Regions from separate parts of the Homo sapiens genome. Here all the other regions are linked to region 3. Evidence: chromatin contacts called from ENCODE Hi-C or POLR2A ChIA-PET data. All regions are on one chromosome and are shown on one strand. Each heading gives the region's core, a stretch centred on a gene start or an enhancer-like site at or near the end of the contact. The rest is flanking DNA. Distances are from core to core; before and after follow the strand shown.

What was found. Hi-C counts contacts between places; a loop is a spot of excess contacts on that map. ChIA-PET counts read pairs that join two places held with the same protein, here RNA polymerase II (POLR2A). Pooled maps may share reads with other maps.
Region 1: a pooled map shows a loop between it and region 3 (11-fold over the local background). The contact joins the promoter of SLC7A6 here to the promoter of CYB5B in region 3. A Hi-C loop is called at or near these places in 5 of 50 pooled maps.
Region 2: a pooled map shows a loop between it and region 3 (5-fold over the local background). The contact joins the promoter of FCSK here to the promoter of CYB5B in region 3. A Hi-C loop is called at or near these places in 2 of 50 pooled maps. POLR2A ChIA-PET finds 5 or more read pairs at or near these places in 2 of 52 experiments (K562 and WTC11).

What each region holds. Positions count from the first base shown.
Region 1 is chr16:68,263,262-68,265,961 of GRCh38, reverse strand. SLC7A6 (solute carrier family 7 member 6) reads right to left here and starts at 1,436. Exons shown (of 11, transcript NM_003983.6): 1 at 1,386-1,436. LOC124903704 (a long non-coding RNA gene) reads left to right here and starts at 1,505. Exons shown (of 3, transcript XR_007065096.1): 1 at 1,505-1,594; 2 at 2,548-2,700. RefSeq lists an enhancer at 1-898 and a silencer at 1,271-1,550.
Region 2 is chr16:70,453,175-70,455,874 of GRCh38, reverse strand. FCSK (fucose kinase) reads right to left here and starts at 1,280. Exons shown (of 24, transcript NM_145059.3): 1 at 1,245-1,280. LOC124903708 (a long non-coding RNA gene) reads left to right here and starts at 1,339. Exons shown (of 2, transcript XR_007065104.1): 1 at 1,339-1,557; 2 at 2,408-2,700.
Region 3 is chr16:69,423,191-69,425,890 of GRCh38, reverse strand. It overlaps CYB5B (cytochrome b5 type B), which reads right to left and starts at 1,272. Exons shown (of 5, transcript NM_030579.3): 1 at 1,034-1,272. The coding sequence starts at 1,207. RefSeq lists enhancers at 894-1,441, 1,442-1,989.

The sequences.
Region 1 (2,700 bases), core at 187-2,686, 1.2 Mb after region 3:
AACTAATATACATCCAAGAAATTACAGCAGGAAGCACAAAGGTCAGGAAATTTCTTCTACTAAGAAGTTCCAGGGAGATGGGGATCATAAAACCGGTATATGCAATAAAAATACATCCACGGCCAAATAGGGAAGGAGGACAAGGAGAGGAAGAGAGGAGAAAATCAGGCTGGTGGTTTTCCACACACTTGCCAGGAAAATAAACTCCAGTGTAACGACTTGAATAACGATCTGAGATCAAAGTTGGGAAGCAAAAGCCGTCTGCGCAGCACACATGGGACCTGAGTAATGCAGGCAGCCTGGGCAGGTCCCCAAAAGGCCTCACCGCCACCAAAAAGAGGTGGAACTGATATAAGGAAGTACTCACAGCCTTTCAAGTCTGCTCCTCCCAGATCTGAAATCTGGGAGCAGTTCTGAGAGACAAGCCCCGGATGGCTGGGCACTGAACAGCCGCCCTGCGAGATGAGCTGCCCTGGCTTTTTCCCCTATCAAGGGCAGAGACTGAATTCTTTTTAACTGTGTCACCAAGCCCAGGGCATACAAGAGGTACTCAAAAACGTGTTCGCCGACACCCTGATTCCTATTTATACTGACCATTACACAACATGTTTGCTTAGAGCCCAGCAAAGAATTTTCAGAATGTTTCACGTCTATCTCCCCACATTCAGGAGAGATAGTCACACAAGATGACAGGCTATAGGGACGCTCAAAAGAGCCATAATCACCAGGGGCACGCGGGTTCCCCAGCGCCAGCAGCCCAACGCTCCAGGCTCCAGCACGCCACAAAACCTTGCGGCATTCTCTAAAGTAAAAGGACTGATTTTAAAATGATAATCGTCATTCTTGCGACAGCCCCAGGAAGCCTGGCTCCTGAGGTCCTGAGCCCGCGTCTTTCTTTGCCCCACCGCGGCCGCCACACAGCACAGGTTCTCCGTCCTGCAGTCGGAGGCGCAGTCACAGCCCCACTCAGGGTCACCGTCGCACAGTCTCACGCTCGCGGCGCGGCCCGCGCACTCAGCGTCCCGGTCACCCTCGCACCTGGGGTTTCCCTCTCCACACACACCCCCGGTCTCCCTCACACTCGCCGCGTCGCCAGCACACCCCAAGACTGGCTCCCTCGCGGTCACCATCAGCCTCCGGGGCTCGCACCCATACAGCGTTTCTCCCACACTCGGCCCTCACGCTCGAGGTCCCTCTCTCCTCGTGGCGCCCCCCCTCACCCGCAGCGCCTCTCGCGCGGCCCCGATCGGCCAGCCCCGCGCTGTTTCTGGGCCGCATCCCGCTCCCGACGGCGGCAGCGAAGACCCACAGGGTTCGGCTCCCACAGAACGCGGCCCAGCCCCGGCCCCGCTCCCGGCGCGCCCGCCCATGGCCCAGCCCGTTACCTCCCAGTGGCCCGGCGCCGCCAGGATGCTCGGTCGCGCCGCCGCCGCCGCGGCAGCTCAGGCCCCGCCCCGCCACGTCACCCGCCGCCGGATCGCGACAGCGCGCGCCGCGTCGGGACACAGTTCCGTGCGGGGCCAGCTGGCGGCGGCGCTTCCGGGCCCCCGTGGCCGCCACGGCCTGGCCGGTACGGGGTCCGCCGGCCCAGAACGTGAGCGTGGACGCCAGACAGCCCCCAGCTGCCTCGTCAGGGCTCGAGCAGCCCGTGAACTGGGCCCGGCCACGCTCGCCGCCCTGGAGTTAGATGGGGCCTCCGAGGGCGTCCACAGCGGACATTCCCGCGGGGAGCTCTCATCGGCCCCCGCACCCCGTTCCTATCTCGCACTTGACCTGGGCCCGACGCCCAGGGCGCCCCCTACAGCTCACACAGGGATCCAAACGGCCTCCGCCGCCGGGCCACTGCCACTCGCAGTCTAGGAACCCCAGGAAGACACACACTCTGGGGACTTGTCCAAACACACGCACAGCTCAGACTCGTAGCCCTTGAGGCCCCCGCACCCACAAAGAAACTGCAGGCTCCCTTTGCCAACCCCAGGCCTCCCTGGGGCTCTGTCCTCATCTTCCCAAGAGGGCTGCCACCCCTCTTGGGGGAGCTGCACCTCCTGCCCCCCCTCTTGGGGGAGCTGCACCTCCTGCCCCCTTCCCCTCCCTCTGTTTGCTCCTCCATCTTTCTCTCGAGTTCCTTTTCCTCTGGTGGCTCTGGGGCTCTCTGTCTAGAGCCTCCTGACCTCATGGGCGCCTGAGCCCTCCTCCGAAATTTCCTGTCCACACCTCAAGCACTGACTTTCTCCAGGGCCCTGGAATCTTTTCCCCCAGCCTTATGACCACAAGTACACGTCCTCTGGTTCCAGACCATACCCAAGACCCTGCTCCCTGCCACCCAGTGACAGGGACCCAGCCAGAGATGGGTAGCACCTCAGACCCTTCCTCCCCACTCCTCCCACGGCCTATACCTCGTTTTCTTCTCCCCAGCCACAACGGCTTCTCAATCCCTATCCTGCTCCCCTTACCCCATCTCCACAGAGTAGGGGATGCTCCTAGAATACAGATTGCGATGACTTTGTATCTCCCCTGCCTAAAACCCTTCCATTCTCCTCTCTGCAGGCCTGGGATGACAATACTTGAGGAATCCTCGCTGGTGCTGCCCTCCTGCCCTCTGCTTGGAACCCCTCCCCTAAGTGTCAGTGAGTGGACGTATATATTTGGATCAATCGAGTTGCACCCTTTGCCTCCCAGATCAGTTCCTCCGGCCTCCCT
Region 2 (2,700 bases), core at 31-2,530, 1.0 Mb before region 3:
CTGTCGTCAGGCTGGAGTGCAATGGCGCGATCTCGGCTCACTGCAATCTCCGCCTCCCAGGTTAAAGTGATTCTCCTGCCTCAGCCTCCCAAGTAGCTGGGATTACAGACGTGCACCACCACGCCCAGCTAATTTTTGTATTATTAGTAGAGAGGGGGTTTTGCCATGTTGGCCACGCTGGTCTCAAACTCCTGACCATAGGTGATCTACCTGCTTCCGCCTCCCACAGTGCTGGGATTACAGGCGTGAGCCACCTCGCCCGGCCTTTTTTTTTTTTTTAATTAATAGTTTGCTGGAGTTACACAATCTCAAGAGGTCCTGAGAAAGTGTGCCCTAAGGCCCTAAGGTTCTTTTGTTGTTGTTGTTGTTGGTTTGTTTTGTTTTGTTTTTGAGACGTAGTCTCGCTCTGTCGCCCAGGGTGGAGTGCAGTGGCGTGATCTTGGCTCACTGCAACCTCCATCTCCTGAGTTCAAGCGATTCCCTCGCCTCAGCCTCCCAAGTAGCTGGGATTACAGGCATGAGCCTTGGCGCCCAGCCTCTACCCACTTTCAATACAGCCTCATCTGCTGAGATCAAGTTGAAATATTTTTTAGTGTCCTCAGCCCCACGCTGTCCAAGACTGGGATAGGGTTGGGGAGCCAGAGATAGAATAAAGTACTAAGAACTCTTCATATGAACCTTTTGAAGACAGGTGGGTCAGGGACTGCACATTTTAGAACTTTAAAGAGGAAAAAAAGGCTCACGGAGGACTCTGACTTGCTGCCTTCTAAATAACAGACCGAAAGAAGTTACTTGGGAGTAAAATCGTTTTGTAAATTACCCAAGAGCACATCATTGAGATTTGTGCATAATACTGAGCCCTGGCCGGGTAAACTGAGAGAGGAGAAGCGGCCTCAAAGTAAAATCAGAGCAGCGCCGGCATCCAGGGCCCCACCTGCCTCAGGGTGAGGATCCTCTGAGGCCCGCATCCCTCCCGGTCCCAGCTGCCAGCAGGTCCGGCCGCACCAGCCGGGTCGCGGGGCTCCCCTTGGAAGACCCAGGCCAAATGGACGCGGGAGCGTAGAAACACCTGTGGGCTCCCGGGGCACCGCAGAGCTCCCGGGGACTCTTCCCTGTCAGGACCCGGGCGGCCCGCGGGTCGACTCGGTGCTCCCAGTCAGGGAGGGTGCACCGGAAAGCTGAGGGGGCGCAAGGGGCGCAAGGGGCGCAAGGGGCGCTGCGGCGACCCTCGCGGACTGACGTACCTGCCGTCGCCCGGCGCTCGGCGGAGCGGGCTCTTTAACGCGAGGCTGCGCGACCCTCGCGGTGCACTCCGGGAAGTGTAGTTTCACCTCCGCGCCCCCCCAAGGCCGAGCCCCCGTCCGGCAAAAAACACGGTCGGAGCCACCGCATAGGCCAGCGTGGGTGGCCGGGGCAGCGCTTTCCTGAAGGGCAGCGGGGCTGCAATCCAGAAGGGAGATGGGAAGGGGGCCGCTCCAGGACCCACGAAACTACAACTCCCAGAGGACCGAAGCGCCTTAAAGACAGAGGCCCGTTTTCTGGGACTCCGGGATCCAGGTTAATAGGTTAATGTGTAGCTTTTTTGTTTGTTTTCTCGTTTGGGTTTTTTTTTTTTTTTTTTTTTAACACCTTCTGGACGGCACCAGGAGCTTCCGCTTTCCTCTGGAGAAAAATCCACTGATGGAGGAAAAAAAAAAATCACGCTTTGCCCAAGCGGAAGCAGCTGCCATTCGATTTGCAGTTGGAAAGGTTTGCGCTGGTTTCATCACGTGGATCCTTTGGGAAGAAACTTTCCAACTCCGTAATGGGGAGGGGATCTGCGGACCTTTTGGGAAAGTTGTGAATGGCAGCATTGATTGTCATAGATGACAATTGGAAATACTCTGAGTGTCTCTCTCTAGGTTACTATGTGAAAGGAAAATAAATCTCAGGACCCCAAAGTCACTAAGTCAAAGGGAAAAGTCAAGCTGAGAACTGCATCAGGGAAACCTACCTCCCATTTTATTCTTAAACAAGATAACTACAAAGATAAAAAAGCTAGATATGGCCTGGCCCTCACAACTTGCCCACTAGGAAATTCCTTGTGTGCCCCCAAATCTGTACCCTAAAACAGTTGTGTGGAATTTCAGTGACAATGTAAATTTATAGCTTATCTTCACAGGTGCTGGGCTTTGACAGCACTGAAAGTCATCTCTCAGCTCACCTGAGACAAATGCATATCTCATTGCTTCCTCTGCCCTATGTTTATTTTTTCTTATGTAAAAATGCATATTCACTGAGCTAGATGAATGCATAAGTGACTAGTCCTCTATCCCCCTCTAACATGTGAAAGGCTTATCAAAGACTCAGAAGAATGCAGCCATTTGCCTCTTACCTACCCATGCCTTTTAAAAATTTCCTCTTTCAGGCCAGGCACGGTGGCTCGCACCTGTAGTCCCAGCCCTTTGGTGAGGCCGAGGCGGGTGGATCATGAGGTCGGGAGTTGAAGACCAGCCTGGCCAATATGGTGAAACCCCGTCTACTAAAAATACAAAAATTAGCTGAGCGTGGTGGCGCGCACCTGTAGTCCCAGCAGCTTGGGAGGCTGAGGAAGGAGAATCGCTTGAACCCGGGAGGCAGAGGTTGCAGTGAGCTGAGATTGCACCACTGCACTCCAGCCTGGGCAACACAGTGAGGCCCTGTCTAAAAAAAAAAAAAAAA
Region 3 (2,700 bases), core at 23-2,522:
CAGAGAAATAGAAGTGAACTTTCACAAGTCATTAATCTATTGCTCAAAATAAAATGATCACACACAAACCGAAAATCAAAGCTTCAAACATACACACACCGAAAATCAAAGCTTCAAACCAATCTTTAGCGGCTGCATATCACTAGTTGCCTGGGGTTGGGAGAGAATGACTGCAAAGGGAAAGGAAGCTTTTTAGAATGATGGAAATGGTTTATGTCTTAACATGGATGAATACATTTTTCAAAACTCATCAAAATGTACATTTTAGATAGGCACAATTTACGTATGTACATTACACCTCAATAAAGTTTTAAATATTTAGAAGTCTATCCTGTTTCCTTAAAAAAAAAATTAGTTGCACCATGGTCTCAAAAATAATTTTTAAAATGAGATGTAATGCAACAGACTTGAAGATTAAATAAAACAGTCTTGAATATTTAAGAAAAATGACAAAACATGAGTCAAAAACAAAAAAAAAGGGTTGATTTATGAGTTTCTGGCCTCAAGGTCAACTCAGATTAGGGGGAAAAAAAAACAGTGGAGGCATAATCAAGATGGGGAAGCGTGTGGAGAGAAATCTCAGCTTCTACTCTAGAAGACGAAAACCAAAACCGGTATTACTTCAGAAGGCACACTGGAAAAGCACAGATGTGGGTGCACTTCAGACCTAGGTTCAACGGATCTAAGCTGCTAACTCTATGGCCCTGAGAGTCCTCAACCTGTGAGCCTCAGTTTCCCTTTCTGTAAAATAAAGATAATGATGGCTTAGAGTTTAGCTGAGCACACAGCAAATGCTCGACACATAAGTAATACATGATATTACATAAGGCACCAGAACTCGGAGCTGACTGGAAATGCATGCAAACTAAAGCCCTCCCCCAATCCCACCCCAGTTTCCCTCTGAGGGTCGTGATCCCTTTCTTACGCCTTATCGCCCCCAGCCAAGCCTCCCTTCCTTCCCACATACACTCCACACAGCCTTTTCACCCCTCGCCCCAGCAGCTTCAGAGGCCTCCCACCTCCCAGGCCCCACCTCGTTGAGGAAGCGGGTGACATCGTAGACTCGCCCATGGATCACAAGCCACAGTTCCTTCAAGGAGTTGCGCTTTGCCACCTCCTCCAACCGGTAATAGGTGACTGAGGTCTCGACTTCCTGCCCTTTCCCATCGCTGCCGCTAGCTTCCGCAGTCGCCATTGAACCGGACATACTGCCTCTCCACCGCTAACTGAGATTCCGCGACTACTTTCCTTGAGAGCCCGCGCTCAGCCTTCCTCGGCTTCCGTAACCAGGGCCCATAAGGCCTTGAGACGGTTCCTAGCAACAGCCAATCACACTTCCGAATAGTTCCTGGTTCGTTTTCTTTTCACCAATGAAGGGAGTGGCTCAGTTCGAAATCCCGCCCACTCCTCGCCCGATCCTCCAGATGAAAGTCTGGTTCGAGGTCCAACTAACCAATTAGGGTCGTTCAGCCCCCTCCAACCTCGCCAATCAGATACCGCGATTTTTGGACTGGCGCCCAAAAGAGGCGTGCTGACAGGTGTCACTTCAGGAGAGGTACCACTTCTCTCAGCCTGTGGGCCTTTAGGGTCTCCAGTGTTCTGCTTCCCTTCCCATCGCTGTGGCTTTCTCCTGAGTCTCAGAAAGTTCCTATCCCCTACACTACCGGCGCAGCCTGTATCCCAACCCTGATTTTACATCTTTGCTGCCTCCAGGTCGTGATCTGGCCAATCCCGTCTCTCCTCAATTTCCCCATCAGTAAAATGGGCTTGATAAAGCACTCTCTTACAGAGGGGTTTGCCTTTTTTTTTTTTTTTTTTTTTTTTGAGACAAGTTCTCGCTCTGTCTCCTAGGCCAGAGTGCAGTGGCACGATCTCGGCTTACTGCAAACTCCGCCTCCCAGGTTCAAGCGATTCTCCTACCTCAGCCTCTCGACTAGCTGGAACTACAGGCATGCGCCACCACGCCCGGCTAATTTTTGTATTTTTAGTAGAGAGTAGGTTTCACCATGTTGGCCAGGCTGGTCTCGAACTCCTGACCTCAGGTGATCCGCCTGCGTAGGCCTCCCAAAGTGCTGGGATTACAGGCGTGAGCCACCGCGCCTGGCCCGGTTTGCCTATTTTAATGAGAGTGCCTGTAAAGCGCTTGGCGCATAGTAATCGCTAAACATGGCAGTCGATTAGAAAGGCAATTGCTGTCCCGGACAGCAATTGGGGGTAGAATGTGGAGTATCCTATGTTTCTACCATCATTCAGAATCCGATTTTCAAACGAATTCTGTGATGATCAGGATCAATCGGCACTATTTTAGTCTCTACGTGATCTAAAATAGAATTGAACTCAACTGCTCTCCGCTAGAGGTCCCAGCACTTTGGAATTCCAAGTTTGGTTAAGGTACAGTGTTGTGCGCCACTTTTTAACTGCCATTACAACTGACAGATTGCTCTTCCTATGATGTCGTCGTTTTCATCCTGTCACTCTCGCAGTCTACCATTCAGGGCTCTCCACAATCCATTCGCAACCTCTTTCACTAACGTATAATATTTTCCACCATTCCCTTTATAAGCCTGTTGCACCCGCCCCGACTCTGAAACCTGCTGGTTTAAAACCACATCCGTGGTCATCCCAGGTCCACCAAGTTAATTTTAGATCACTTAGAGACTAAAATAGTGCAGATTGATCCTGATCATCACAGAATTCATT